Linked DNA regions of Homo sapiens: region 1 is linked to region 2. Evidence: chromatin loops called from intact Hi-C (ENCODE). Cell type or tissue: heart right ventricle. All regions are shown on one strand. Each heading gives the region's core, and the rest is flanking DNA. Links, peaks and the distances in the headings are about the cores only.

The links. A loop is a pair of places that touch in the nucleus more often than their neighbours do. Peaks named below come from ENCODE experiments on the same cell type or tissue, not always from the same donor. Only the 100,000 strongest peaks of a DNase experiment are listed, where the experiment ranks them.
Region 1: a loop joins it to region 2, with 2.7 times the contacts of the local background. A loop is called at or near these places in 3 of 110 quality-filtered maps.

Annotation. Positions count from the first base shown.
Region 1 is chr15:62,655,181-62,671,623 of GRCh38, reverse strand. It overlaps TLN2 (talin 2), which reads right to left. Exons shown (of 59, transcript NM_015059.3): 8 at 15,538-15,680; 9 at 13,726-13,853. It overlaps LOC105370855 (a long non-coding RNA gene), which reads left to right. Exons shown (of 5, transcript XR_007064673.1): 4 at 2,552-2,655; 5 at 12,442-12,560. Among named protein-coding and RNA genes, the nearest start is that of MGC15885, 18 kb to the right of the region's middle. In heart right ventricle, for the core only: no CTCF peak of the experiment used is centred there; no DNase peak of the experiment used is centred there; H3K27ac peaks cover 759 bases.
Region 2 is chr15:62,606,673-62,623,115 of GRCh38, reverse strand. TLN2 (talin 2) reads right to left here. Exons shown (of 59, transcript NM_015059.3): 3 at 4,641-4,765. Among named protein-coding and RNA genes, the nearest start is that of MGC15885, 30 kb to the left of the region's middle. In heart right ventricle, for the core only: no CTCF peak of the experiment used is centred there; no DNase peak of the experiment used is centred there.

The sequences.
Region 1 (16,443 bases), core at 3,514-11,513, 49 kb before region 2:
AGAATTGAGAGTCCAGAAATTAACCCTCACCTTTACAGTCAACTGATTTTCAACAAGGGTTCCAAGACAATTCAGTGGGGAAAGAATACTTTTTTAAATAACTGGTGCTAGGACAACAGGATGTTCACATGCAAAAGACAGAAATTGGACCCCCTACTTCACACCATACACTAGAATTAACTCAAAATCTATGACAGACCTAAATGTAATAGCTAAATCTATAAAACTCTCAGAAGAAAATACAGGAGTAAATCTTTACAAACTTGATTTAGGCAAAGAGTTTTTAGATACAATACCAAAAGCACATGTAGTAAAAGAAAAAAAATAAAATGGACTATTTCAAAATTATAAACTTTTAAATTGCAGATACCACCATCAAGAAAGCGAAAATACAATCCATAGAATGGGGGAAAATATTGGCAAATTATGTATGAGGAAATTACAATATATACAGAATATATAAAAAACCTTTAACTGATAATGAAAAGACAAACACCCAATTAAAAATGGGCAGAGGACATGAACAGTCATTTCTCCAAAGAAGAGATACAAATGGCCAATAGGCACATGAAAGCATGTTCAACATTATTAGCCACCAGGGAAATGCAAAGAAAAACCACAATGTGATACCAATACATACCCGCGAGGATGGCTACAATAAAAAAGATGGACAACAGCAAGTGTTGACAAAGGCATAGAGAAACTGGAACCCTCATACACTGCTGGCGGGAATGTACAATGGTACAGCTGCTGTAAAAAAGTTTGGTAGTTCCTTAAAATATTATACAGCAATTCTGCTCCTTGACATATGCCCAGAAAAAAATGAGAACACTCCCACACAAAAACTTGTACACAAACGTTCACAGCAGCATTATTAATGATAGCCAAAAGATGATAATAACTCAAAAGTCCATCAACTAATGGATAAAATGTGGTTTCTCCATACAATGGAACATCATTTGGATCTAAAGGAAGTACTGAAATATGTTACAACATGGAAACACTGTGCTAAGGGAAAGAAGGCAGTCACAAAGGAACAGTTGTATGATTTCACTAATAAGAAAAAAAGAGAGATTCCAAGTTCATCAGAAGGAGGGATCTAAGAAATATCTAATCTGCAGCAGTTTAGATATTAAAATTATCATTAAGCAACTCCATGGGCAAAAATGAATGATTCAGAGAGAATTGGACGGCACCAACATCACAAAAGAGGAAGCTGAGTTTCAGAGAGGTAAAGACTTAGCTGAAGGCACAGGACTTGTGAGTAAGTAGCAGAGAGCCTCTGACCTCCCAGAACAAAAGTGGGTCCACCTGAACACACAGCTGCTTCAGGCTTTCTCCAGGGGCCCATTTAAAATAAGGAAGTGGCATCATGAGAGAACCGTTGCTGCCAGCCTCTAGGCATTGGCTCCTCCATCAGCAACAGAGACGTGGTTAAGGTTAACAAAAGCACCCAAAAAGGGCTCCATGTCAAGCCCTCTCAGAGCAATGGCTGTCACTAGAAGAATACCAGATGGTGGTGTCCAGGGGACCAGCAGGGGTAGAATATGCTGACCACCACTGGCAAGAAAGTCCTGTACTGCAGCAAGCGCCCTTCTTTCAAACTCCGCCAAACCAGCCCATCCGAATCTGCCTCCTATGCAGTCTTCAGGAGTTACTAAAACCAACATCAGAAGGTGCACTAGAGGTGTTACCCCTGAGGTCTCAAGAATCGGTTTGTGGGGAGTTTAAAAACCATTTTAAGATATGAATAGTGTGTGCATGTGTGTGGCATGTATTTTCCCCAGTAAATCAGCCGTGTGTGGGTGCCATGTCAGCACGGAGCAGGCAGGGTGTCATCAAGGCCTGCCAGCCAGCAGCGCAGTAGTTCCAGCTCAGTTGTTGTTTTGATTACCAAACCTGAGTCTGGAAGGTTCCTAACATCTGGGACATGTATACAAGTGCAATCTGTCAGCCTTGTCAGAGAAAAAATGGGTCAGACTATCAAAGTTGATTGGAAATTTTCCTAATTAAGCAAGTTCTGGTCAAGCAAAATCCCTCCCACTGTCTCCTTAAATTGTTCTCACCTTAAAAGGGCAGCCATCTACAAACTGTGCATTGAGAACTCACTTCTCCGCCAAACCCTACTGCCAGCCTTTTAAGCATGGCCCTTTCTGAATGCAGTCATAATAGCAGATCCTCTATTCCAGTAAAGTTAGTACACTAATCTCTAATAGACTCAGTAAGATCCATGAGAGGTTGAAAGTTCGCAGCCAACAGACTCCTCTCTCACAAACCCTGACTTCTGCTCTGGTCAAGTCCACTGTATTTGTTCTCCAATTTGTTGCAGCTGGCTGGAGAGCACATGATTATATGATACACTGACATAGCCCATGAGCTGCTGAAATAGTATAAAAATTGAGCTACTGCATTCTTCCTAAGGGTAATAGTTGTAAAATGTATCAAATGACATATAGATAGCTGTCAAATACTGAAAAGGAAAAAAATCATGGAAATCTAAAGATATTCTGTCCTCAGATTGCTTCATGGTTGTCTTTAAATTCCTTCACAGATGATGCATTATGCATGGTTCATGCAAGACACTGCAGAAATCCAATCAGGAGATGCACACAAGAAAAAACCTTGGCCCTACATCAAAACAGTAGCAACAAATGTGTAAGTTCAAAGTTAGAATAATGGGTTTCAAGTGGTACATGTCACCTGTTATGATTCTACATTTTAAATGACTTTTTGGATTATCCAACTAATAGTCCAAACCAGGTTGAGAGAGAGTTTCTACAATTAAAACAGCTGCCATTTTCTGAAGGCCAAACCCTGTTTCAGGTGCTTTACAAGCACCAGCAGATTAACTGAGTACTGACAAAAGCCGTGGGAAGCCGGCATCTTGTAACAAGCCCTTTAGATAATTCTACACACTGACTCTGAGGCTCAGCGATGCTAAGTTGCCCAGGGTCACAGCACACACGCCGTCTCATCCGTGGGCACTGGGGACCATGCTCTGGGCCACTACGCACCCTGACCCCTCCAAGTTACCCTGTAGGCAAACAACATCCCACGTGATCAGTATTTCAGACCCTGTGGAATAAAATAATAATCAGAATATGACAATGAAGACCAGGTGGTGGCCACTGAGTTTTATAGAAATGCCCAGAAGCCAGTGGAATCAGGGAAGGGGAATTTAACACATTTAGGGGAGCAGGATCTGAATTCAAACACAGATGTCACCAAAACTTCATTTTCTACTATTTGAAGGATGAGTTGCAATTTTGTTATTTTATTGTATATATTCAAAGAATACAACGTGATGTTTTCATATAATATATAGTGAAGGAATTTCTACAGTCAAGCAAATTAATGTAACCATCATCTCAGTTTCTATGTGTGTGGTAAAATTTACTCTTTGTAAATTTCCTTTGTAAAATTACCTAAAATTTACTCTTTGCAAATTTCTAGTATACAATAGTATCAACTATAGCCCTCACACTGTACATAAGGAACATTAGGCCTCTAGACTTATTTATGCTATGTAACTGAGCCTGTGTACCCTTTGACCACTATCTCCCCATTTCCCCACCCTCAGTAACCACTTTCCTACCGTTTCTATGTATTTGAGTTCTTTGTTATGTTTTAAGGTTCCACATAAGTGAGATCACACAGTATTTTCATTTCTCTGTGTGGCTTATTTCACTCAGAGGACATAATAATGTCCTCTAGGTCCATCCATGTTGTCACAAATGGCAGTATCTTCACTGTTAAGGCTAAATATTATTTCACTGTGTGTACATAATCGAACCTCATTTTCTTATGTAAAATTTAAGCTGCCTCTACAAGTAATTCCAAAAGAGAAGTTCCAAAGATGTTTCCTAGTCTGACCGTAAGTTACAAGCACACAGGGAAGCAGCAATGATTTGGAGAAATGTGAACTGCCTCTTATCTGTCCCAGGGCTGCCATCAAGTCACTGCATGACCACAGGGAAGTCACCGTTTCTCTAAGTTGGTTTTTATCACTTGAAAAGGAGAGGCTTACAACCTATGAGTGTTATCGCTCATACGAATTGAAAACAAGGGATGTCGCCTCATTTGTGAGAGCGGAGGGGATCCACATGAACATACAAACAAAGCAGCAGAGTATCCACTCAGCACAGGGTAGAGGAACAGAGGGGAGGGATGGTGGAGGTACAATAGGGACAGCATCACCCAAAGGATGCTGGAACACCCAGGATCCTGACTCCAACTGTGTTGTTGAATCACCAAATGATTAACAACAACATGTCAAATCTGGTATCACATAAGCTTCTCAGAGTGTGGCCCCAGGACCAGCAGCATCCACCTGGGAATGTGACAGAAATGCCAGTGTTCGCCAGGCACGGTGGCTCACGCCTGTAATCCCAGCACTTTGGGAGGCCAAGGCGGGCGGATCACTAGGTCAGGAGATCGAGACCATCCTGGCTAACATGGTGAAACCCCGTCTCTACTAAAAAATACAAAAAATTAGCCGGGCGTGGTGGTGGGCGCCTGTAGTCCCAGCTACTCGGGAGGCTGAGGCAGGAGAACGGCCTGAATCCGGGAGGCGGAGCTTGCAGTGAGCCGAGATCATGCCACTGCACTCCAGCCTGGGCGACAGAGCGAGACTCCATCTCAAAAAAGAAAAAGAAAAAGAAATGCCAGTGTTCAGGCTTCATCCCACACCTGCTGGATAAGAGGCTCTGGGGGTGAGGCCCGGCATCTTGTAACAAGCCCTTTAGATAATTCTGATCAGATGAAGTTGGAGAACCACTGACACAGTGGGCTGAAAGCTCAAATTACAGATTCAAACACACTTGGATTTGAATCCAGACTCAAAGGTCAAAATGTCTGCAACTGAGTGTAGCAGTTAAGTTCTGAAGTTCTGGTTAAGTGAGGTGATAACACAGGTGGAGGGAAGCACTGAGTGAGCTGGGAAACGCCTAGAGTGGCAAGAAAAAGTGGAAACAGAAAACAGCTTGTTAGTCAGTTTGTGTTGCTGCAAAAGAATACCACAGACTGGGTAATGACCGGTCTTTTAATTATATTCAATTATACTTAATTCTATAATTTATAATTCAATTATAAAGAACAGAAAATTTATTTCTGCACAGTTCTGGAGGCTGGGAAGTCCAAGGTCAAGGCACTGGCAGGTTCAGCTGTCTGGTATGGGTGGCATGCTCTGGAGAGGAGAGAAAGGCTGTGTCCTCACAAGGCAAAGGAGCAGAAGACCAAGCAAGGTGAATGCTGCGTGAAGCCTCTTTTCTAAGGGCCTTAATCCCAGTCATGAGGGAAAAGCCCTCATGACCTAATCATGTCTTGAGGCCCCACCTCTTAGCGCTATCACACTGACAACACCCAAATTTTGGAGAGAACACATTCAAACCACAGCAGCATGGGAGAAACTAAGAACTGGATTTGAAGACCTATCTTGGTCACACAGCAGTTCTGTCATCCTGAACCAATCCAAATGTCCTTTAATATAAGGACACGCCACTGCCCAGGAACTCAGAGACAGCTCAGGGCTGGATACCCTCAGCGGTTCCTGGTTTGAAAGTAGTTAGGGAGACAGGCATCAACCTCAGAAGACAGCTAGGATGAAACAATACAGACACTATTGAATGGTCACTACCTCCCAATACTGAGAGGATAGGAGAGCTCCGGGCTGTCAGAAACACAAGACAAAAGTTCACTGGGAGGAAGTACGCAAGTGGCTTTTTATTGCACTTTACTTTTAATTTAGTGGGAGGATGGTGGTGAAGAAGAGAATCAAGGGCCAAATTATTCTGACAAAAGCACACACAGATGACCAACTCCAAAGGAGGAATATGTGTTTGAACAGAGGCCAAGTGAAAAACTGGCTTAAGACCTCCTACTGGGTCAAAAGCTTTGCTTGTTGACAGTAGAATTATCTTGAGTTTGTGGGGGAAAATTTCCAAGTCCACTGTGAATTCTTTCTCAACAAAGATTCATACCCTGGGTTGCTTTGTTTTCTCAGTAAAATACTTCCGAGGAATTCCCAAACAGGAAGCGGGGCTGTGAGAGTCAAGGATGAGGGAGGTTTCCTAAGCCTGTGACCTGCCTGCCCACACTCAGCCCTTGGACAATTTCTTCACGTAACACGCAGACTCATGGAACCTTTCTGTCTGGCCTCCAGTGCCTATTACTTTTGCCTTTGCCATGTGTTAAATATCCAACTTTGGTGAATATAAGTTTTATCACTTCAAGCCCAGACTACTGCAACCACCTTTTTTTAAAAAAATGTTAAGTGAGCTGGGTGTGCTGTCTCAAGTCTGTAATCCCAGCACTTTGGGAGGCTGAAGAGGGTGGATCGCTTGAACCCAGGAGTTCGAGACCAGCTTGGGCATCAAACTAGGACCCCATACAAAAGTTAGCTGGGCATGATGGTGCATGCCTGAAGTCCCAGCTACTTGAGAGGCTGAGGTGAGGGGACTGCTTGCACCAGAGAGGTGGAGGCTAAGATGGCGCCACTGCACTCCAGCCTGGGTGACAGAGTGACACCTTGTCTCAACAACAACAACAACAACAAAAATAGTTGAGTGTGAAACATTTCAAATTATAGAAAAGTATATGCCTTATAAAGTATATACCTACCACCAAGGAGAAATACATATTGACATGTTGTCATATCTGCTTTATGACTGCTACTTCTCTTCTGTTATTAAAGTAGAGATTACAGAATTAGTGGAAATCCCATATCCTTTCTTTATTAGGTAGCCACTTTTTTTTTTTTTTTTTTTTTGAGACAGTTTCCCTCTTGTTGCCCAGGCTGGAGTACAATGATGCATATCTCAGCTCACTGCAACCTCCGCCTCCCAGGTTCAAGTGATTCTCGTGCCTCAGCCTCCCGAGTAGCTGGGATTACAGGCATGCACCATCACGCCCAGCTAATTTTGTATCTGTAGTAGAGACAGGGTTTCTCCATGTTTGTCAGGCTGGTTTCGAACTCCCAACCTCAGGTGATCCACCCACTTCGGCCTCCCAAAGTGCTGGGATTACAGGCGTGGGCCAACGCGCCCAGCTGCCACTTTTTTGAAGTTAGTTTCCACAGATATTTTAATATCTTCCTGTATCTCCTTGTGTCTATAAAGAATAATACATCCGGTTTCTCTTTGTGTATATATTTTTAAATATAAAGATTCATATTCTGAAATACCTTGTTTCCTCTATAAAGAACCTTGGTTGTCTTCACACATTTAAATGTATGCCCATCTGAGAGACATGAAATGCTCTGTCCCTTTTGATTTTGTATTTTCTGAATCACTTATTAGGTTAAACATCTTTTCATGTCTTTATAAGTCAACTACATTTCCTTCTCTTTGAAGTATATACTGCTATCCTGGGTGATCTTTTTCTTAGATTTTTTTTTTCTTTTTTAATATCTTCTGGATATTAATCTGATCTTGGAGTATGCATTGCAAATATGCAAATTTCTTTTTCCAGTTTGGAGCTTTATTCTTGATGAGGTCTTTTCCTAATAAGATACTCTAATTTTAATAAAGGTAAATTTATCAATCTTTTGAATTACTATATCACCTTATGATACTAATGTAGTGTTTTAATTACTTTACCTTTCTAAAAAATTGTGGTAGTTGTATGAGTCCTTCATATATCTTCAATTAGTCTTTACCATTCTTGAGCCTTGACTAGTTCATATTAATTTTTAACAGCTTTATTGAGATGTCCATTTTAAGAATAAGTTTTCTCATTATTATGTAAGTGACTGGAATTGAACTGAATCTGTAAGTTTGGGTAGAAGTACTTTACCTGATACAAGTCTTCCTACCCATTAACATAGCAATAACATAGCATTTACTCAGACTTCCTTTTATGCTCCTCAATAAACTTTTATCATTTTATTGGTGAGATCTTGGAGATCATTGGACAGCTGTCTTCCTAGGTAAATTATACTTTTTGTAACTACTATAAAAGGTAACTCCCTTTTTTCAATTATATTTCCTCTTTTTTGATTTGTATGGGAATACTATTTGCTATTATATGTTGATTTTTTTTTTTCTAAAGACCACACTTAAAAGTCTTGTTAATTCTAGTAAGGTTCTCTATAGACTGACTGATTATCTATGTAGATAATCCTATCACCTGCAACTAATGACAGTTTGTTCAATCCTGATATGGTTTAGCTCTTTTTCTTTCCTTATTGCACTCATTAGGATATTTAGTATCATGTTGATAAGAAGCACTGAGAGCAAGCATCCTTCTGGACATTAAAGGGAATTAATATTAAACTATTAATTATCATACTTGTTTAGACTAAGAAGGTTTTCATGAATTTCTGGCATGCCATGAAGTTTTTCTTTTTGTCATCAAGATTATTTTATTTTATGAAATTCTTTCTCTCCAGTAATTAAGACAATCATATAGTCTTTTTAAAAAAAATCGCACATGGTAAACTATATAAACAAATTTTCTACTGTGAAAACGTGTCTCTTGGTAATCCATTCTAAAATGTCAAATTCTCTCTCAAGGCCCGGCGCTGTGGCTCAAGCCTGTAATCCCAGCACTTTGGGAGGCCGAGGCAGGAGGATCAGGAGATCGAGACCATCCTGGCTAACACAGTGAAACCTCGTCCCTACTAAAAATACAAAAAATTAGCCGGGCGTGGTGGCAGGCACCTGTAGTCCCAGTTACTCGGGAGACTGAGGCAGGAGAATGGAGTGAACCCGGGAGGCAGAGCTTGCAGTGAGCCGAGATCACGCCACTGCACTCCAGCCTGGGCGACAGAGCAAGACTCTGTCTCCAAAAAAAAAAAAAAAAAACTCTCTCAATCCCTAAAATACACCAACTCCCTATTCCCCCTTTCTGCCTTTTTATCTTGGCATTCATCATCATGAATATATTATGTATTTTACTTACTTAATAGTTATCATCTTTCTTTCCGCACTAGAATTTAAGTTCCATGAGGGCAGAAATGTTTGACTGTGTCTTTCACTGCTGTATCTCCAGTGTCTAGTGTCTACCCCGTAGAAGGCACTCAACAAATTATTTGTTAAATAAATGAATTTTGCCTCCTTTAAAGAAACACTATTTAGTTATAATTTGCACTTACACACGCACATATGTCATGTTGGACTTAGTTAATATTTGATCAACTTTTGTGAGGAAGACATCTATATTCAATTTAAAAGCTTTCTATTGTCTGTATTCATTTTGGTATTACAGTTCTGCTAGTTTCAAATTAAGGAGAGGAGCTTTACTTTTTTATTTTCTGAAATAACCTGGGCCTAGTGTTTGTTGTTTTTTGACTGGTATATTTTAAACTGATAAGTCAATTTCTTTCAAGATTGTAAATTTATTTCAATTTTCTAATTATCCATTTTTTCTAAATTTTCCTAGTTTATCACATTCTCAACTGCTTTTTAACATCCCTTAACCTTATTTTGCCTTTTTCTGCTTTTGTTTTTCTTGATCAAATTTACCCAAGGTTTATTAAGTTTTTTAAAGAGCCAGCTTTTGGGTTTATTGATTCTCTGTGGTTTCTATTTCATTACTTTCTTTTAAATATCTTATTTCTTCTATTTTGATCTTGTTCTACTAATCATTCACTGAGGGAAGTATGTTAAATTACTTTACTAAAACTGCATATCTGAAATTTTTGCAATACAGTCTATTTTTCCTTTATATACATTTAAGGCAGTGTTAGGCACATATACAGGTTCACAATTATTTAGTATCCTGATAAATTAGTCCTTCTGTCTTTATAATCTTCTTTATCTCTACTTACGCTTTGTTTGCCTTACAGTCTATTTTGTGTAACACCAAATGTAGCTGCTCCAGCAGCTACATTTTTGATTTAAGTAGAAATTTCCTGGTTTATCAGTTTCAATGCATTTAAACTTTTCTCTGTCATTCTCTCTGCTCTTTGTCTAAAATTGTGTCTTTTAGAGATAGTATAGACCTGGACTTACAAAAAACTTCCATTCAATGAGAATCTCTGTTTATTAATTGCTGCATTTCATTTACTTACATTCAGTATGATGCCTAATATATTTAAAAGTGTTTACCATATCTTATTCCATACGTTCTTTTCACTTTGTTTCCATAAGCCGCCCTGCACTTCTCCTATTTTAATGGTCAACATACCTGCATTTCTTCCCTCCTACCCCTACTGGCTTGAAAGCTATACAGGTTATTTCTTGTTTGTTTTGACCAGTATTAAAACTTTATTAAAGAACTTGTGAAGTCTGGTTTCTTTCATTATTTCCATATGCAGTCTATCTATATTCTCTTAGGCTATGTTCAATTTTTTTCCCAACAATTTTCTTATGAAAAATTCCAAACACGGCACAATGTTGAAAAAATAGTGTACTAACATTCTATATCTGTCACCTAGAGTCACCTTCAATTTTATCATGTATACTTGATTTAAGAGCTGAAGTCTACCAGTAACTCTCATCTTCTCCAATAAAATATAGAAGGCTTTTACTCTGACCACTTCTTAAAGTTATCCACAGTGTTTTTAAAGGTCTAGAAATTAGTCATTATTATGTTTTGTTGTGGCTGTTTTAAGAGTTAATTCTTCTTTACATTGACCTTCTACTTTGTCAATTTCTTTAATCAACATTGCGTCTTGCATGATACTCTTCCCACCTTTTTAGAAACAATCCATAGTAGTCTCCATAGTCTACTTCCTGAATAGACCATCCTGCACTTAAAATACAGTTTAAAAGTTGGACTTTGTTGAGATGATCAGAGCCAAGTTTTGGTTCTGCATAATAACCATTTCATATACTTATCTGCCACATAGACTGTAGATTCAAAAACAGCAAGGAATTAGTATATAATATCTCCCTTGTATCTTCCCTGTACCTGACACAATAAAACACATCTGCAAGTTCTCAATGAGTTAAAGAAAAACACCAGGCTCACATATAGGTAACAAAATTTCACATGAACCCCACACATTTGTACAAAATTCCACATCACATGGCATATTTTCTGCAAGCATTTTCTCAACACAGAAAAGCATAAAGCAAATACCTGATTACTAGATTATGTGTTGTTTTTACTTCATGCACCAATAAAATGTCCCTTCTTAGGACCCTTTGAAGGTGACCTGAGGAAAACTGTCATGTAGATAAAGCACATCAGACTCAATTAAGGAGAACTGGCTTTTTCCTGGCTCCCCACACTTGACTGTTCTGGGCCTTGTCTCTGTCTCTCTCTAGCACTTATTCTCCCCATCAATAAAGTAGATGGATATATTAAATCATCCTTAAATCCCTGAAAACTCTGAAAATCTTTCAAGCTCTGATGATTTTCATTATTCTAAATGAGTACCTTCACTAAAGTAACAAATCCAGAAATCACTGGAGAGTCTGAAGAAAGTTCGAAGCGAATCTCATAAAAATGTCCATATTGCAACTTCGAGCAAAAATGCTGAGCAAATTTTCAAAAAATTAAAAGATATGCCCTTGTTCACATTCCTATGTACCTGCCTCAGAAACTACGTAACTGAAATTTCTGGGGGTTGCATCTTCAGCATGACTGTCACAAGTCCAACCTTCTCATTATTATTTTAAAACCCTAAATTGTTTAAGCAGATCACACATATGAAAGCTAGATTGGGAAAGATATAAAGGCTGCAAAAGAGAGCCCAGCCAGTCACCAGGGACAGCCCAGGTAAAAACAGGACCTGACTATCCAACTCGCAAATCAGCAAAATGTGGCCTCGCTGTTTTGTTTTAATTAAGAAGGGACTTATATCCTCAAGAAGTTTTACCTGCATGGTATAAGCAATAATGTACCCAATTAAATATCTACATTAAGTAAAAATGCCTCATTACCTAATTTGGCCTAATTAAAAAGTAAATCAAATTCATAAGGAAAAACAATTGCCACCAGGCAAAACCACCTTATTTTAATTTGGAATCTGAATAAGGGTACAGGTACCACTACAGGCATAAACTTGATATTATAATCTTACAAAAAAAGAAACAAACTCAATGCAATTGCTTAACTCTTGTGGTCTCAGATTATTAAGGGAAGAATACTGTTGCTGGAGTGTGAGTGTGGAGCATTCAATAGGACCACAAACTGCAGGACCTAATTTTAAGACCAATACCAATGCTTTGATGTTAGTTTGTAATCTCGACACAGGCAGTCAGCTGTACAGTAACATTCATGATGATTTGGTTGGTACGACCCATCATACTAGGAAGTAGACCAAAGCACCTTGTAATCCCAGTTTTAAGTACCTTTGCTGCATAGTGGGAGACCAGTGAAAGGGGCAACTTTGCCTTTCACTGAAAGCAGGAATGCCTTTGAAAATGAGAACCCGGTGTTAGAAGTCAGAAGCTATTTGCGGAGAACCTCTTTAAGTAAGTGTGAACAAGCCACTTCTCTCTCTGCTGCTTCTTCCATATCTATCAAATAAAATACTATGTTCTCAATTCACAGGGAGTCCTGAGAACTAGTTGCCCCTGGGCTATGGAGAAAGGGAGCTAATAAAATGACCATGGTGGCATCATCATCAATATAGGAACCCGGTGAATGACTACATTCGGATCGCCTTCCTACCAGGGAGACATAGATTCACAGCTACAAATGCCTAAAAATAGGTAAACGTTTTATTTCCATTTTTTAAAATTCATCAATCTTCCCTCCATTTTCTATTTGTCACCAGTCACTCTAGCAACAGAAACAAAATGTTGTTTCCTCCAAGGCCCCTCTAGCTCTTGGTGTTTATTCCTCAATATCCGTGGCCATAATCCTCAGGCTGATGACATCAGTTGTATCTGAGGGGCCAGCCGTGAGGCTAGAAGGTGGGAACGTGGAAACTGCTAAAGGAACTTGTGCACATGGCCTTCGATAGGTGGCGGAAGAGAAGGGGAAGCTTCCCGAGGTTCCTGAGGAAGGAAGCCAGACTGGTGGGGTAAAAGCAGGCCCTGAGGAACACCCGGCAGTATGACTCATTTGGAGAATACAGAACTAAGTAGGTGGTAGAAACTGCTCAGAGCCGTCCTCAGCCTCAGGCTCACAATGTGTGGCACACTGCAGGACACGGCGTCACCTTGTAAAGGTTCCCTGGGATTCGCTAACCCAAGGGCAGAGGTTTGCTTTTTGGGGGGTTAACAACTCAGTATAGACCAAACAGCATATTGGCCAGGCATTCTCTGCCACCAGAAGAAAAGTTAAGTTTTCTTCTTACTCAAAGGCATACTCTGGTCCCAACTACTTTCCACCAAAGTGAAACTGGGGTCAAGGGCCAAAGAAGCCTCTCCGTTATCCTCTCCCTGCAATACACTTGAAACAATACAATGAATGCACAATACCAAGAATGGCCTGCTGGACACATCTCATGCTGACTGGCACATCCTACAGGAAAGCTCATGTCCTCCCCACAACCCCCACACTGGCGTTCACACCTTGGCCCTACTGGAGCGGTTTTTTTTTTGGTTTTTTTTTTTACTTTCCTCTTCACTAAGACGAAGTAGAAGGAAAAAAAGGGGGTGGAGGGGGACACAGATCACTGAATTTCTATTCAGCAAAAGAAACTTCTGAATTTCTCTTGCTTTCCCCAAAATCTGCAAATTTGGTCATCTACTCGATGGAAGAAAAGCTAGCATTCTCACAAATGATTGAAATTAGGGTATGATCTTAGACACCTAGCTCAAAAATAAAAAGCTGAAAGAGAAAGAAGACAGGAGAAAAGAGAAAAAAGAGAAACAAAATGTCATTTACTCTAAAAATCCAGGTTTGTGTTTATGTTCCACATGAGGTCCAAATTGTATCTGGGCTTGAAATCCACCAAACTCACAAGCTTTCTCGAAGGAGACAGGGTGAGAGCCATTCAGGATGTCATCCCGTGCCTGAAACACAAGAGGAAGGAAAAGCATCAGAGGCTTCGGGGAGTGACACGTTCTCTCCACTGACGCATTCCCATGGCCCAGTACACCCTCTGTGGAGCAGGGGACAGTGCCAGCCAACCCACGGTGACATGTGCAGGACACAGTGGATGATCACCGCATGGGAGAAAACTAAGGCAAAAGAAAAACAAACTTTTGTCCAAAATGGCCTGTAGATGGAAAACATTAGAGGTGTCCAGTACAGCAAAAGCAAAGTCTGATGACAGTCCAGAAAGGCAGAAGTGATTATAAAAAGAGGCAAAGGAAACTCATATGAAATGATCAGCTTCAAAGAGGCCAAAAGACAAATACAGTGTACTTTTTACAATCCTAAATCACAAAGCTAGCTAATCAAATATCTAGAGGTAAAATCAACCCAACCCCCATCCCCAGATAAAAACCAATGTAATAGAGGAAGAGAAAGAAAGGCGATAGGCACACACACACACAGACAAGAACTCAATACTCAAGACAGCAGGGGAAATGACAAGCGAATGCATCCTAAAATGGGGAGCTTGTTGTGTCTGAACTCCTCCTCCTCCCAGTTTCTCCATCCATCACTGCTGTTGCTTCCCCCCCCCACCTTTTCAGCCTTTCCTTTCTCTAAATGACCCCCAGATCACCCTAAGATGGACACTCCAAGCTATCACTCTAAGCCTTAAGCCAACAAGCATCTTTTCACTGCCCTGCTATCTCTCTCCTTTTGGCCTCCCCACTTCTTTCCTCTCAGCCCTCTTTCCATGCCATCCTTCCGTCCACTAACTCAGGGGTCAGGAAACTTCTCTAAAGGCCAAATAGTAAACATTTCAAACCTCCTGGGCCACACAGTCTCTGTCACTGAGTTCTGTCACCAGAATGCGAGAACAGCCACAGAAGATATGTGTAACAATTACATAACCCTCAAGGGGATTTATCAATATGTAATACTTGAATACATAAGCTGTGTTCCAATACAACTTTATTGACAAGTACAGGCAAAAGGCATGACTGTAGTTTGCCAACCCCTACATTATTTCTATGGGCAGATAGATGGATAAATAACGAGAGGAAAGGGAGGGAGGGAAGGAAAGGAAGAAAGGAAGCTGGTAGGAGAGGACAAAGATGGATGATGTTTTCCTTGAGCCACAAGAAACCTTGGGGACAATCTAGTGCAATCCACATCTTACATACTGGGAAACCGCAACTCAGATATGTTAAATGACTTGTCAGTTTTAACAATTAGTTAAGGGTAAAGACATGAAAGGTTATTGAGAGGATATCTTCCAGTTAATGAGAGTCCTGATTTCTGACCAACATTCTCTTGCATTCTAAGATGCCAGCTAAGAAACCTTTAGTGCACTTGAAATGGTGAGCCAGTTAAGTGAAATACAACTGTCCCTCAAAGCCCGGCAGAGAGGGACACAGTGTTGGCTACCAGGACACAATCTGGGAAGCCATAGGGAGGCCCTACTCCGGATGGTCAGCTGCTCATCCAGAATATCAACCTGCACCACAACCAAACACATGCGGGGACCCACGAGCAGCGCCTGCTGGAAACGACGCCATAAATGTGGCAGAAGCCAGCGCCGCCCTCCTGCTCGCCACAAGATACAGCCAGGAGCTTCCTGCAATCTCACCAACCTCAGTGTCTGAGCAGTAAATACTGTACCTGAACATAAAGCAAGTTCAGCTGCACGGGGTCTCTCGAATCTACATTCTGATCAGAGTAAAAGAACTTCCGTCTAAGCAGCAACGTTTCGTTTTCATCTACTCCTTGTTCTCTGAATGTTCGGCTGTGATCCAGCCAATTTACTGCAACACAACAAGACATATAAGAGAACTGTGTTTATTTTTCCTGTTAATTAAAGGGAATTTACCAAAAGAGCAGTGTGATGCAGATTTCTGTATCTCTGATACTTAGTTATAGTAGTTATAGTTATTTCTTATTTTAGAACTATGGTTTTTAAGCTTTGCAAAATAATTTCACATCTACCAAAGGACCAGCCAAAATGGAAATGAGGGAGAAAATTCCCATGCCTGAAACACAAGAGGAAGGAAAAGCATCAGAGGCTTCGGGGAGTGACACGTTCTCTCCACTGACGCATTCCCATGGCCCAGTACACCCTCTGTGGAGCAGGGGACAGTGCCAGCCAACCCACGGTGACATGTGCTACAATGAATGTATAATATGCTGCCTCTCCGGTGGCAGGGTGGAGGGCAGATACTCCAGTCTCACCTAATAAAGTGATCTTGAGGCTATGAGCATAGTAAGTTACCTCTGATCTCAAGTAGAAAAGAGGAAGAAAATGAAAGTATGGAGGGAGTAGCGGAGACAACACTAAAGGGGGGCTGGCAGAACCGTGCCATGGGCCAGCTTAAATCTCAGCCATTCTGAGAACCCTGTCCTCACATCTATGTGCACAGGATTCGACCACTCCCCTCTACACTTTCACAGCTCTCACTCCAACACTCCTCTCTGGGCTTCAAACACATTGTGGGTTAAGTCCTTATCACCAGCGTCTCTAGATTATAAGCAACCTGAGTACACAAAACGTGTCTCCCACATCTCCCACAG
Region 2 (16,443 bases), core at 3,855-11,854:
TGCCCATTCAGTTACTCCATATGGATATTAAGCAAAGTAAATCCACTTAGTGACTACACCATGAGGACTGGAGGCCACGTTGATCACCCTGATTAGCCCTGTCAGCTGGAGTAAGAAAGACAGGCTGGCACTCAGGGCCAGCTGTGCAGGGCACACAGACAGATGATGGGCAACATCGATGGGCTCTGAGCAATTGGTCTGGGCAGTGATGGATGTTATGTCGACAGCTTAGAGTGTTATTACAGATACAGAACTGGCCCAAGAGAAACCCAAACTCCATCTTATTTTATTAAGATAAAGTTGGAGTGTCCATGACACAGTGCAGGACCAAGGAAGCTTTTCCCTCTTTTATCACTGACTCAAGCACAAAACAAAACAAAATCAATGTATATATTAAATAATAAGAATAAGGCAATTTAACTCAGTGAATGTATGTGTAAGACAGATTACAAAATGCCACATCTGCATTTTTAAAATTATGAACAGGATACATAAAATTTTTCAGTAAATACATGTAAAAAAATTATTTAATCCATATTATTAATTACAGTAAGTTGTATCAGGGCAGAGAGGAGAGTCATGGCTGTCTCTGTGTCCCCTTCATGATTATCAAGGGGCAAGTGCTTAATACATAACAGGACAGATCACACATCAGTTTCCACCCTACAGAATGGACTGAATGGATATTGGGTGCTGGGTATTCCCCCACTTGTCTGGAACAGGAGTCCCTCCAAATTTGCAATTACATGGCTGAAAGCAGAAACCATCCCCCACAAAATCCCCAACTTTTACAGATACACACACACACTCACACCCTTTTCCACTTCTTTCCTTTTGTACCTCAGAAGGTTCTACTAATTATCTCATTGTATCACCTGGAGTGAGTCGTTTTAATTTTCTGATCCTCAGTCTCCAAATTAAGACTAATAATAATTTGCACATTAATAATACCAAGGCCTACAAAGCATAGGATTACTCTGAAGAGTAAATCAAACTGGTAATGTTTCCCTTTGCAAACACACCCCCCACCCCCCAGCTTAGTCCTTTAGGCCAAGAAAAGCCTGGCTCATACATGGCACTGCCGGGGAAGGATGGGAAAGCATGTTTTTTTCTACTGGATACCAGCAAGATTTTCCTAAATGTGCACAACTGACATCTACACTAGCAGAGTGATTCTCCATTCCAAACTGGTTTTATGTCCTGAGGTCCTGAGGCCATCTGTGTTGGGAGGACCCTTTGGTAGAATTAGCTAGCAATTCTGTGAGGAAAAATCTCCCACATTTTGCCATTCCTTTTTAGTACCTGCTAATGCAAGAGCTACTAGTAACTACTCTGAAGTAATGATGTTCCATTTATATTGGGCCAATCCCGCCATAAGGGAGCTCTTCGCAGCAAATAAGAGGGACCCTGTTCCAAGAAATCTAGGCAAATAACATCACATTGAAGTGCAAGACTGCAGGAGCTCAGTAACATTTCTCAAACATATAAGTACCTCTGCCACCCCTTCATATGAAAATATCACTGCTGCACGATTGAGTTTCACAGCATGAGGACCTGAACTTCTCTGGATTTAAACTTCTAGTACACATTTGAGAATACAGGGCTGGGGGCACAAAGTTGGAGGGCCTGAATCAATGCCACCAAGATACTGTATATTTATCTCTATTGACCAAGAGAATCATTTCTCATTTGAAAGATGCTCTTTTTCTTGCTCTCAGTATCTGTGTATCGACTTTACCTTCTATTCACCCTAATAGTGTGAACTAGCATATTGTGCCCCAAATGCTATGTTTCCCAGTAAACTTTCCAAAGGACACAGCCATACAATATCACCCTGCATCCTTTGCAGGGTTTTCAACTTTGTTGATGCTCTAACCTGAATCCTTGAGTGCTGACAAAGGTAAACAAATAAATATAATACTTCAGAGACACAGTTCATTCCTTAAGTCCCAAGGTGCTATATAAGAAGCAGGTTTTGGCCGGGCACAGTGGCTCACACCTGTAATCCCAGCACTTTGGGAGGCCGAGGTGGGCGGATCACAAGGTCAGGAGATCGAGACCATCCTGGCTAACATGGTGAAACCCCGTCTCTACTAAAAATATAAAAAAATTAGCCGGGCGTGGTGGCGGGCGCCTGCAGTCCCAGCTACTCTGGAGGCTGAGGCAGGAGAACAGTGTGAACCCGGGAGGTGGAGCTTGCAGTGAGCTGAGATTGTGCCACTGCACTCCAGCCTGGGCGACAGAGACTCCGTCTCAGAAAAAAAAAAAAAAAAAAAAAGAAAAAGAAAGAAAAAAAAAAGAAGCAGGTTTCAGGAATCTGAAAATTCACTTTGGGGCTGGGTGTGGTGGCTCACATCTATAATTCCAGCACTTTGGGAGGCCAAGGTGGGAGGATCGCTTGAGCCCACGAGTTTGAGACCAACCTGGGCAACATAGCAAAATCTCATCCCTACAAAAAAATTTTACAAAATTAGCCAGGCATGGTGGCACACTCCTGTAGTGCCCGCTATTAGGGAGGCTGAGGTAGGAGGATTGCTTGAGCCCAGGAGGTTGAGGCTACAGCGAGCTGTGTTCATGCCACTGCGCTCCAGCTTAGGCAACAGAAAAAAAAAAGAAAGAAAGAAAAGGGTGTGGGGCGGGGAGGGAGGGAGAGAGAGAGAAAGAGAGTATGAATGAATTCACTTGGACAACAACAAAAGCAGTAGGCAGGCCATTTCCAAAGGTTCAGATTAAGTTTTTCACGGAAAACTTCTTCCAGTGGTATAGGATGCTGGTAAATTTGCTTATATATTGGCCAAATTAAAATGAAAGGTGCACCAGACACAGGAACATTTTGCACACGGAAATTTTTACTGCACTGATTATAAACATTGCAGTTTAAAACCTCGATAAAGATTAACTGAGGCCAGGGGTTTGAGATTAGCCTCGGCAATATAGTAAGACCCTGTCTCTACAAAAAATAAAAATAAAAAAAATAGCCGGTGTGGTGGAACCCAGCTGTAGTCCCAGCTACTCAAGAAGCTGAGGTGGGAGGATTGCTTGAGCCTAAGAGTTTGAGTCTGAAGTGAGCCATAAGCAGGCCACTGCATTCTAGCCTGGGCAACAGAGCAAGACCTCCATCTCTAAAAATAAAAATAAAACCTAGATAAACTGAGGATACCTAAAGCTGAAGGTCAATGGGAGATAGACCTTCAATCTCTGCCATTTTGGGCTGGTTGTTACATTAGTACCCCAGAGCTAAAAAAAATGACCACAAACTTGGTGTCCTAAAACAATAGGAATTTGTTCTCTCGTAGCTACAGATGCCAGAAGGCTGAAATCCAGGTTTCAGTGGGAACACGCTACCCTCCAAGGCTCTAGAAGAATACTTCCTTTCTCCTTTCAGCTTCTGGGGGGCTCCATCTTCACATGCCATTCTCCTCTATGTGTTTGTGTGGCCTCTCCTCTTCCTACAAGGACGCCAGTCATCAGATTCAGGGCCCACCCTAATCCAGTATGATCTTATCTCCATTCTTAACTAGTTACATCTGCAAAAACTATTTCCAAATAAGGTCACATTCTGAGGTTTTAGATAGACACAATTTTGGCAGGGGGGCAGGTGGGTCACACTATTCAACCCACTACAGTTGTTAATGAAAAATCGAGTGCAACTCTTATGACAAGAATTCTCTTGATTTAAAAATACTTTCTGTAGAATTATCAAGATGCAGAATGCCATCTATATAGCTCTCACAAACTGGAGGATGGAGCATGTGGGCCAGCTCCTCTAAGGAGAGAAACTGGAGGTGCGCTATGAGAATGGGCACGCCCACTCCAGCAGCTTCTCCAGCGCCTCACTCTTCTCTAACAGAGCAGAGCTGTGTCATCAGAGCCAAACATGGAAAGTAAATGGCATTTTTCAGAAAAAACATGCATACTGCCTCCCTCCTTTCACCTCCAATCCAAGAAAGATTTCTAGCCAACATATACTGTTTTGAGAAAAAACAAACAAACCTAGATTCATTGCTATGCTCAGTTAAAAAAAAAAAATCAAACATCTCAGCATCCAAGAAACATAAATTAATCCAAACTAAGAACAGAAAACAGGGCATAGTATAGGCCACAGACAGAAATGCTGATTTGCTTTCCAGCTTATTCTGCAAAAATGAAAGGCACAAGTATTCAGTCCCGTAAACTAGTTTATATGGTGTGAGTTTAGTTTATAACATTAACAGCAACTCAAGAAGGAAAGCCATTTTAACAATGCACATTTTCTAACTGAACCTTTGTTCTGTACACTTAAAGCCAGAAAAGGTTTTCAACATCTCCAGTACAATATTTCACTCTAAAAACCTACACATCAGGAGAAACAAACTGGAGAGCTTCAGAAAACCCTTACACATCTGCAAATTCTCTAGGCTTGAGGAATCAACCACCTTCATAGTAACAAAAAGCATTTTTAAGAAGGAAATCATCAAAGGTCTGACTCACTCAGCTCTGCTGACTCTGTCATTCCTTCCTCCAGGGGATGGACAGAGACGCAGGCCCTCATCAGTGTATTAGTGTACCTAGCTGGTACCCAGAGCTTTAGTGGAAATCTGTGTGTCATGATCACCTCCCCAAAACACACGCAGAAGACCTTTAACATACAAACAACTCACAATGACAACATCCAAGTCCTCTGACCAGGAGCTCCCACTGAGTCCTCTGTTAATACCCAGGGGTCCGAAGTTTCAGGAATCAACTCAGGGTAACAAGTGCAGGTGTCCTCCGCCAGGCAGACTTTCTGTCGTGGAAGAGTGTGGAGTGGGAAAAGAAGAATTAGGTAAAAATAACATTACAAATCTTGTACCAGAAAACAGTCACTGAAGTTGAACAGAATACCTAAACAAAAATGGATGAAAGAATAGGAGAAAATGTTCAAACTAAATTCCAAATTACATGTAACACTAAAAATATTTCCTAGGGTCTTGGGCCACTATGATCCACCTGGCTGTTATTGAAGAAACCAAACACATATCTCAAGAATTGCCTGAGGCACTGGGCATGGTGGCTCTTGCCTGTAATCTCAACACGTTGAGAGGCCAAGGCGGGAGGATCATTTGAGCCCAGAAGTTCGAGACCAACCCAGGCAACATAGTGAGATTCTGTCTCTACAAAAAAAAAAAAAAAAAGAATTGCCTGAATGATGAATCACTTGGATAACTCAGCTTCCTTCAAGAGTCTTCTTTCTTTTCAGAAAGGACTTTTTAACTGGAAGACTACAGTTCTGCTTCCGGTTTCATAATTTAAATACAACAGAGTATGTTTCTCCTAAATATCAGAAGGTGAAAATTCCTCCTTTTACATCTTCAGCACTAACATCCTTCTCCTCTATGCATTTGATTTAGAAGTTCAAGACAAGCAAAAAGAACAGAAACTCCAAAAGAGAGCCATTCAGTGTAGCAGACACTTCAAACAGACAGATGCTGTCACGGCACCTGATTTAGCAGTCAGAGGTGCAGGGTGAAAGCGGGGATGAGGCCTTGTGAGATGGCATCTCTGATCAGGGTGGTGACCACCAACACAGGGAGCTCAGAGAGGCTGGAGAAAGGGGGTGACAGTGGCCAGTGTACCCCCCGCTTCTGTTACAGTCGTGTTTCTTGTCTGCTAATAGCTCCCTATAAATGTGCAAACAAGGATAGGTGAGTGCCTTGCCATGACAGATTAGGAATGTAAAACATCAGTATCACTGGGCCAGACTGAGATGCCAAAACCAGAAAGTGATCACCAAGGAATCCAAGGAATGGTTCCAGGAGCAGCCCATGCCAAAGTCACTGTGGTCATCTTCAGGCAGACCCTCTAGTCTCACCCATAACACAGAGGTGACAAAACAGACATGGCCTAGCTAACTTCTGCCTTCTGCTTGGACATGTGTCAGCTGCTGTACAATTTCTGCAAATGCATAAAGATGACAGGCAAAAAAGAAAGCAACTGACCCCACTCCTGAGAATGCCTAGCACTGTGATTTTTAACGGACAGTCCAAACAATCCGAGCTCCATGAAACCCTGCATTCAACTCCAAACCCCAACAGGGATGTTTTACAGACATGTGCATTGCATGGCAGTCTCTCCTTTTCTATTAGAGCTATTAGAAAATCCTGCAAGAAGACACGCATGCAGACACCACCTTCCACTCTGTCATAGCCAGGCCAGATGGGAAGGATCACACCAGTCACAGGCAGGAACATGTAATCTCTGCACTGCTCATTTAAGAAAGTAATTATTATTTATCAAGTGCTTTCTAATAAGAGACTAACAAGGCAATTCAAACTAGGTTTTTAAAAAGCAGTAGCAAAAACACTTTTTTAAAGTAAAGGTTGAATATAATGATGTTAAGAAGCAAAGAGACAAATGTCCAGATGAGACAGCAAAGGCTCTCTGACTCCACATGAGGTTCCCAGTGAAATTACCCACTGAATACAAAAGCTGGGGAGAAACTCACACCATGACTAGGAGCCTAGGCTACATTCCATCTAGAGATATTTATTTCAGAAGAAAATAGGCTAGGTGCAGTGGTACATGCCTGTGATCTCAGCACATTGGGAGGCTGAGGCAGAAGGATCACTTGAGGCGAGGAGGTTGAGGCTGCAGCGATTCATGATCACACCACCACATTCCTGACTGGGTGACAGGGCAAGACCCTGTCTCTCAAAACATGAAAAAAGAAGAAGAAAATGTATGGAAAATAGTAAAGAAAATGTTGAAAAGATGGAAACTTGTTTGCCAGACAGTAATACCAACTTATAAAGCCAAAAATGATTACATCCTCGGGCTCTACAGGACAAATAAAACAGACATGACATAAGAGCATATACAGTGTTCATATGGGCATTCGTATAACCCAACTATCGTATCATAGTCACACTGGGAAAGGTCTAAGTAAAAACAGTGCAAGACGAACTCACAAAGAGGTTTCACAAGAGAAAATGTGAAAAGGTAAAGTTAAGTCAGAAGATAAGCAATAAACTTTGAAAATATTTTTACAGAAAATGACAAAAGGTTACTATGTACCAAAGAGACACCATTTAGAGCTTAAAAGCTTATTAAGAAAATAAAACAAGTATCATGATACAAAACTGTTAGAGGACAGTAGTAAAAATTTCACAAAAGAACAAATACAAACGGCGAGGAAACAGATACAAAAAAAAATGTTATCCTCCAAATACAAATCCAAACAAGATATTCTCTATCATCTTAGCAGGAGTCTGAACACTCACCATGCTGGCAAGAAATATGGAGAAACCCACACACTCCCCTCCAGAGAGGCACCATATTTTTGGCAGTCAATATGGCAATATTATTCAAGGGTCATAAATATGATGAGACTCCTTTGATTGAAAATTTCATTTCTAGGAATTTACTGAAATAAATAAAGATAAACATGAGTGTTTATGTTCCAAGATATCCATCACTGCTTTGTTTGCAGGATACAAAATGATATAAACTACATACATACACACGTGCATATGAACATAAAAGACTAAAAGAAAATCTACCTAAATGTTAAGAGTACATTGTATTGTCTTTAAGATCTGGCTTTACAAATGGTTTCTAGTTTGCTGTGTTTTGATTTCCTACAAGATGCATATACAGTAGACTATCTTATAACCAAGCTCTGCTTAACCAATTTGCCAAATTAAAAGTCACTCCTGAGTGGGTGGGCTGCACCCACCATTACATGGTAGGCCTGCTAGAGTAGTGTGTTCTCAAACCCGTTCAGACCAGTTGTATTTATTGTACAATTGCATATTTAAATATGCTATGGGCCAAAGAAGTATGAGTGCAAAAAGAAAGAGTTGCTGTTCCTATGAAAACTCAATACAATGCTTTGTGTGCATTGCTAAAAAAGAAAATTACTGCCAAATTAGGTGAGGGCCAGACATCTGTCAATAGATTGAGAGAATTTTTTTAAGTATAAAGAAGCCTGTTCTCAGATGACTTTTCAAATATCTTTTAAATTCACATTTCTCTGTAAAGAACCCCAAACTAGGCCAGGCGTGGTGGCTCACACCTGCAATCCCAGCACTTTGGGAAGCCGAGGCAGGCGGATCCCCTGAGGTCAGGAGTTCGAGACCAACCTGGCCAACATGGTGAAACCCCATCTCTACTAAAAACACAAAAATTAGCCAGGCGTGGTGGTGAGCACCTATATTCCCAGCAACTCGGGAGGCTGAGGCTAGAGAATCGCTTGAACCTGGGAGGCGGGGGTTGCAGTGAGCCAAGATGGCACCACTGCACAGAGCGAAACTCCATCTCAAACTGAAAACTGTACACCCCACAGCACAGGAGTGAATTGGGACAGAAAGATGGTGGAGAAGTCATCAGAAACACATTCAGAGACATATGTTGAAGACATACATATTTTTTAGGTCAAAACGTAAATGCCTATGTTTTAGGTTAAAACTTTTTACAATTCTCAGTTTTAACTTTTCTCAATAAAAATTACAATTATTTTAGCACTAATTATAAGTCTATTCATGTCAAAAAAGGTGGCTTCCTTCGCAGTCCTTTTACAACGAAGAAGTGAATGTTCTTTCGAGCAGAGAGGTGGCGGGATAGAAAGAAGGAAAGGGAGGAAAGAGTGAGAAAACTATAATTTTTTTTAAAGGAGTAGAGGGCCATTTAGATATACAAGCAGCAAAATTGAAAGTTTACAAAAACTTTTAGGATAGTTGATGCTGTAATGACTAATTATAAAGTCAATGCAGTGATTACAAAATCCCTTACCTGCCACAGAGGATTTGATCAGAAGACAGAAAGTTTTTAATTCAAATTCTCTTGGACATATCGTTCTCCCAAAATCCTAATAAATCACTACAAGTTCCAAAAGAAAACAAAATAGCTAATAAATGATTCAGAAATGTTTATGGAAATCAGCTGATGAATTCTGTGCTACAGCAGCACAGCAAAACCTATTGGTTTTTTGTACAGTAAGCCTGATTTTTTAAAAGCACTCATTTTTGAGTCATAATTTATATACAATAAACTGTACATATTTATAGAACACAAATAAGTTTCAGAATCTGTATACACCTGTAATCCTGACAATCACGATGATGAACACAGCCATTAGCTTCAAAAGTTTTCCCAGGCCTCTTTGTAAATCAGGTCCCCCTCAACTCTTGCTTTCCACTCTCCTCTGTCAATCACTCATCTGTTTCCTGTCACTATCATTAGTTTGCATTTTTCCAGAATTTTATTTAAAAGGAACTCTATAGTATACACTCTTTTTTTTTTTTTTTGGCCTGGCTTCATTACTTAGCATAATTATTTTGAGATTGATCCCTCTTGTTGCATATGCTGAGAGATCATTTGTCTTTGTCTTTCATGCTTAGTCTTAGTCCCCTGAATGGACATAACATGATTTCTTGATCCTTCCACATGTGGATGGACATTTGTGTAGTTTGAGGTTATTACAAATAAAGCTTACGGTAAAGAGTGCATGTATCCAATGGCCTGCCTTTGACGTTCATGTGAAAGTCTTTGCAAGGATGTAGCTTATATATTTCTCTTGGGTAAATGTCAAGTAGAATCGCTGGGACACATGATAGGTGTATGATCAATTTTTGGAAGAAACTGCCGTACTGTTTCCCAAAGAGGTTGTACCATTTTCCATTCTCACCAGCAGTGTACATGAGTTCCATTTACTCCACACGAGCTCTATGTGTGTTTTGTAGGACACGGGATCCCCTGTCTATGCAACATATACTAAGTACAGGTTTGTCTACTTTCTAGGAACTGGACAGAAGTTGACCATTCTAAATAATTACAAAGGTGTATTTTTAATTTCTGCCCTCTCCCTGCAACACAGATTACAATAAAAGTGGCAAAACGGATCAAAAAGAACAAAATACATTTAATGAGTATTTACCATATGCCTGATTCTATGTATTCCATCCATCTTGCAAATACCCTACAACAAGCCCATAAGGGTAGATACTAAAATTGAACCATCAAATCCATTTCACAGGCAAGAAAACTGAGGACAAATAAATTACCCATGGTCACTGAGCTACTTAAGAAGCGGTAGGGTCAGGATTTGAACCCAGAAGTCTGAACACTGCCCTAGCTCTTAACTACTCCTGTATCCCCTGCTACCAGTTATACATTCCTAAATGCTGTTTGTTTTACAATACATAATCCTGTGAACTATCTCTGGCATTCCTTTCCAGTTCTACCACAAAGATAATGGATTACAAATCTTTAAGAAAGAGATTATTTCATAAAGCCTGGAAGATCTTTTTGCACTAAAGCATCAGAGCAAATGTTCATTTCATACATTTCTACGTAACATAAAATCATCAGAGCAATGACAGAATAGATGTTGATTAACGCAATCCAGCAGATCTCACCTATTAAGTGGAGAAGTCAGCCCTAAGAAGTGAGGGGACATTATTTCAAAGAACATGGCTTATTTTTAACAAATTGCTTTTCTGGTGACAACAAGAAAAAAAATCTCACGAACAAGCAGGCTCATTATCCACTGTATCTCAGACTGCTATGGTTTCACAAAATCCAATCCAGTTACTAAAAGCCCTTACCATAAAGACCCCCAGGGCTACAAGATAACCAGGTCAGCAATGTGTTGTGTTTTAAAACTTCTGGGAGCTTGTTGTCATAGTTCTGAAAGGGTAAAAACAGAGGGCAAATTTGCAGCCACCTCTTTGTCTACAGAAAGCCTAAGAGTACAATAGGGACCAAGGATAGCACCTGCATTAAGGAGAAAGCAACGAAAACAACATTTCCTAGAGGCAGCAGACTGTGACACTGACCATGGTATACAGAATATTGATTCGTAATCAAAAAAGAAGAAAGGATGGAAAAAATAATCGGCACCTCCCCAGCACTCTGACAAAAGGGAAGGAAACTGCTCTATTAGCAAGATGATATACAGGTAGAAGGATCGTAGAGTGAAGGACGATTGTTCAATGACAAATCAACATATATTTAATACTGGCTGCAAAGCACTGAACTAAGCTGAGGTGGGCAGGTAGATGCTGGGTCAGGGGGCGGTTTAGATACAAGCAAGAAGTAGGAAACAAGGTCTGTATCCCAATTTGAAGTCATCAAGTTGGGGAAAGGGATTGTACTTTACATAAAATCATGACACATACACTCTCATATAGTAATTATACACCACTGACATCTTTGCTAACACTATGTACAGCCACTTCCTAAGTACTTCCAAAATGGTGTTTCATTTAATCCTCACAAAAATCATGAGATAGCCATTATTCTTATCTCCATTTTACAGATCATTAAACTGACTGGGGGGAAAGGTTCTAGGACAGGCTCCTGACCATGTGGCTAGTCAGTGGTAGAGCTGGGAACCCAATGTGGCTCTGGTAACTCCAAAGCTGATGGTCTTAGCTACTAGGTTATAAAATCTCTCCGAAGGCTTGAGAAACTTGTGGGAGAATGATCCCTCTGGGTAGTGAGGGCCTGGAAGGCTTACTGCAGGAAGGAAGGATAGGAGATTCTAGGGCAACTGAAAAGAAAGAGGTACTACAGGAAAAGGAGAGGACTTCAGAGAGAGGCTGGGCAACCACTTGGTGGGATGTGGTCAAGTCCCCAAATGTTCACCAGTTACTTCATATGCCAAGCCCTGGGGACACAGTACTGAATAAATCAGACACAGTCCCTTGCCCTCTGGGGACTACTGTCTATCAAGGGAAACAGGCTACTTCAACAAGAGTGGATCTCCCAGCCAGGGACATACTCCTGACACTCTTACAACACCCAGCATCCATACCTGAGCCTAGAGAAAACAGCAGGTGCTTCTGTTTCCCAAATGGCATGGTACTGCCATAAACCAGTAGCATAAAGCCAGTTTTTTTCAATCATTGGGGCTCACCAGCTTAAACATTTTTTTCTTAATTTTGATGACACTTGCATTATTTTCAATTATGAGGATATAAAGAGGCTTTATAAATATGTTAATATCGCTCTATCTTAAGTTAGCACACTAGAACATAAATGTCATCATAAGACATAATCACATCCCTCTTGCTTCTTGCCCACGGCTCTTCCCTTACTGAGAAACTCAGGCTTAGAGCCATCAGGTGGGAAAATATCAGGCAGGTGCCAGGAAGGGATGCAGGAGGGGGTGCCATGGTGGCCCAGAAAAGGGAAAAATTAGAAGGAAGCCCATTGTGTTAAGCTGGAATCTGAAGTATTGGTGTGAATCACGGGTTTCAAGTTAGACACACCCGTGCGTGTGCCCTGCAGCAGTGTGCACATACAGAGATACACAGGTGATCCTCATTATTTGTAGAGCCTGTATTTGCAAATCCACATGTTAAAATTTACTTGTGACCCCAAAATCAATACTCCTGGCACGTTTGCAGTCCCTCATGGACGAGTGCAGAACAGCAAAACATTTGAGCTGCCAGGCTTGCATGTTCCCAGCTGAGGTCACCCAGCAACTCTCTGCTTTCTTGTTTCAGTCTCCTAAACGTCTCCGTTTCACAGTTTATTTAGTGCCAAGCTTTTTCCATCTTCTGCCTTTTGTTGATTGTGCTGTTTAAAATGGCCCCTAAACATAGTGCCGAGGTGCTGTCTAGCGTTCCTAAGCAGAAGGAGGCTGTGATGTATCTTACAGAGAAAATGCATGTGTTAAATAAGCTTAGTTCAGGCTGGTGGCCATGAATTCAATGTTAATGAATCAACAATATATATTAAGTAAGGTATCTTTAAATAGAAACACACATAAAACAAGGTTATGTACTGACTGGCTGACAAAAATTTTGTGACCAGAATCCTACAGGAACCCAAGCCTGTATTTCTCCTAGGAGCTATGTGCTAATTCAGTATTTGAAGATACTTTATAGAATATAACTACTGTAATAAAATAATTACTGTAAATAACAACAATCAATGGAATTCCTTAACTCTGTCCACTGAGGTAGTCTAGGATGAGCGACATCCAATAGCAAAGAGCATACTTAGTGCTCAGATCTTGACTTCTGATCATCTTTTTTGCAATAAAAGAAATCAGGGCTCTGTGGGAGAGCCCATGGCACCCCCTCCTAAGTCTGGAGCAGGGTAAGTACAAGATGAGTCTGGTAGGTCTTATTATACCAGAAAGTAAAGAATTGTTCAAAGAATGTTGGAGATGGATTGAAAGCACATAGTTTGAAAGGGTGCCTACTGGCTAAATCCAGAACAATTTGAATGTCAAAATAATGACAGTAACATTATAGCTTGATGAATAAAATATGAAACATGAGTCCACACTGGTATAAATAAATGAATAAATAAAATGAAATTTTCACGAGGGATGGGATAGCTACATAGTTTCAAAGGACCCTCCACAAAGAGAATAACCTTTCCAGAGGCAAAAGCTAGCCAAGACCACCTCAGTCAAACCTCCGTCAAGTGAGGAGCTGGGCACCATCGGTAACAGGACACATCTAGATTGGGCACCACATGATGCGGTGCAAAAAGAACATGGTATCCCTTCTGTGATATTCCCGCCAACGACGCATCAGCTGAATTCAAGAATGTGGAAAGACACAAACCTCAACTGAGGGATACTCTACAAAATAACTGGCCTTTCACCTTCAAGAGGGTCAAGGTTATGAAGGTCAAGGAAAGGCTTGTGAACTGTTCCAGCCTGAAGGAGACTAACGGCACAAGACAAGTTAAGGCAACACATGACTCTGAACTTGACCCTTTCATTATAAAGGACATGGCTGGGACATTTGGTAAAACCTGAACGGCATCTGAGAATTAGATGATAGCAATTTTGATGATTGCACTGTGGCTGTGTTCAAGAATATCCTTTTGTAGGAAATACCTGTTAACATAAAAGAAATGGTGGGTGATTGTGCATTAGGTCACCAACTTACAATCAAATGGTTCAGAAACCTTCTTTTGTGCTGTATTTTCAGCTTCTCTGTGAGTCTGTGATTGTTTCAAAACCTTTTAAAGTATTTTTTTAAGGCTGTGTAACATAGAACAGTCAGTGTGACAAGGGAGGAGGCCCAGGGGGAACGTTCATTTTTGTTTCTTCATCTATCCCTAACGTAACCCCACCACCACCACCATCACAAGCCCACAAACTCTCCAGGCTAGTGCCCGGCCTCTATGCTCCCTTGCACAGCCTCAATGCCTACGGGAATTCTCTACCCAAACAGACCTCCTATTACCCATCTTATCCCTCCTCTGACTTCTGTCCGGCCCCAGCACCACTCCACCCCTAATCCCACAGGCTCTCCTTCGTTTAGAAATAATCTCCTCAAGTTCTCTCCTAGTCCCCCACTCCTGCTGGTCCATCCCATGTACCCTCAGGACTTGCATTCACCAGTTCTGCACAGAAGCCAGATCTCTCCCTTGCACCCCTTATCCAAGTCTACCCCCGACCTCCCTAAGGTCTTTCACAAGCATAGCAAATTCCTCTTATTCAAAAATAAACTCATCACCTCTCCCTTGTCCCCGTGTCTTCCCAACCTGCTTCCCTCCTGTGTCGCTGATCTCAGTAACTTCACAATCCACCCACCTCCCAACACCAGAAACGGAGAGTCATCCTTGACACCAATGTTAACTCCTAAATCACTCTCAAACCTGTGCTTTCCTCCTACTCTACGACACTGCCATCCCATCATCTCCTGCTCAAATTCCTGCAACAGCTTCCCAGCTAGGATCCTCACATCTCTTCTTACGCTCTTCAGTGTACTCTCCACATCCCAGCCAGTGGACTTCTGAAAATTCAAATCTGACTACAGCTCACCACACTTAAATCCTATAATGGATGCCCACTATTCTTAGGGAGAAGTCTAACACCACCCCCACCCCTTATTAGATATTCCAAAATCCATTTATCAACCCTAACTCTCTGTCTTAAACCCTCTGCACCAACGATATAAACATATTTTCCTTTTCCAACAATGCTGCCAACATCCAGCAGACTGCCTGGCACTTTGTAGATGCTCAATAAATGTTTGTTGAATAAATGAATGTCAATTAGAGTCAATTAGATGCAGGGGTGGGGTGGGGGGATGGGGGTAGTAGACCAACTTAATATTTCACAAACTCAAATCTTCAGATACGCCAAAGTATTAAAGATACAACACATGTCCTTCGCAAAAGCCTAACAAAAATGTCAGAGAGAGTCTGCATAAAATAATTGGCAGCTCAAATTCAAGGTCCTTGAGGTTAGACATTAGCAAAGAAGGGAAACACTTGTTCACAGTCAAGCAGGCAGCAGTTACACCACAGCTGGCTGCTGCATGCCACAGCATGACTCAGTTCCACTAATGTGTGGGTGCACTCCCCATGGCATGTGGATGGTGAACTCAGAAAGAGAGGTGTATGTGCATACATACACATACATGGACTTGTGCACACACACACAAAAAAGAGCGGGGAAGTGGGGAAATCGGGCCTTTTCCACACAGGGGTCAAATAAACCCTAAGGAATGAAGACAAAATCACAGCTAAAAACCAAAAGGGCCCCTTCTACAGAAACTCACTTGGTACATGACAGTTTGAAAGGAGGGATCCTTTTGGACGTTTCGTTTATTATTCCTTATATTTTCTCTAAACTCCATTATGATACACCCATTCTGGAGGCTTTGCTAAAGAATAGCAGCCAATATGCTCCCAACTACTGTCATCCACTTTACTTCAGGTATTGCTGCAAATCAAAGGAGAGATGGAGTCAAGAAAGAACAATCCAAAGGCAACAGAATAAAGCTCTTTTAGCTTAAAACCATCAGGGAAATGGAATCAGTAATCTAATTAAGAAGGGAGGTGGTGCGGGTGGGCTAGCATCATCCTTTCAAGCCTCAGAGAGGCCTTGTTGTCAGGATGACAAATAGAAAGCTACCATGACTTCTGTGACCCAAGGCTGCTCTGATGCCTATTAAGCATGAAGAGAGATCTTTTCCCCAGAGGAAAGAGAAAGTCTAATAGGAAGCCAAGGGTGCTTGAAGGGCAGGAGCAAGCCCCACAAGCTCAAAAAGGAAGTAACATCCAAGGGACCCAGGATCACGGGCGAGAAAATTACTGCTGTGAAGAGGCATGAGTGGCCCAACCATATGGAAAACTCATCCGGAGATGAGGAAGGGGCGGAAGACTACAGGCAGCGGTGGTGGTGATGGTGAGGAGGAGGATGATGATGGTGGCAGCGGCGGAGGTGGTGATAGGGACCACACAACAACAGTGGCCCACCGTGGAGCACTTGCTCTGTGCCAAGCCTGCGCTGAGCATCACCTTACAACAAACACTGCGAGGAGGGTGCTATTCACTTCACTCCACACTACACGGCAGATGACACAGCTATAGAAAGACTGACACTACAATCTACACAGCTATTAAAGTGGTAGGAGTCAGGGCTTCAACCCAAGTCTGCCCAATTTCAAAATCAATGGCCTTCTATTTGAAGTATTGTTCCCAGTTACTTGTGAATGACTGTACTTA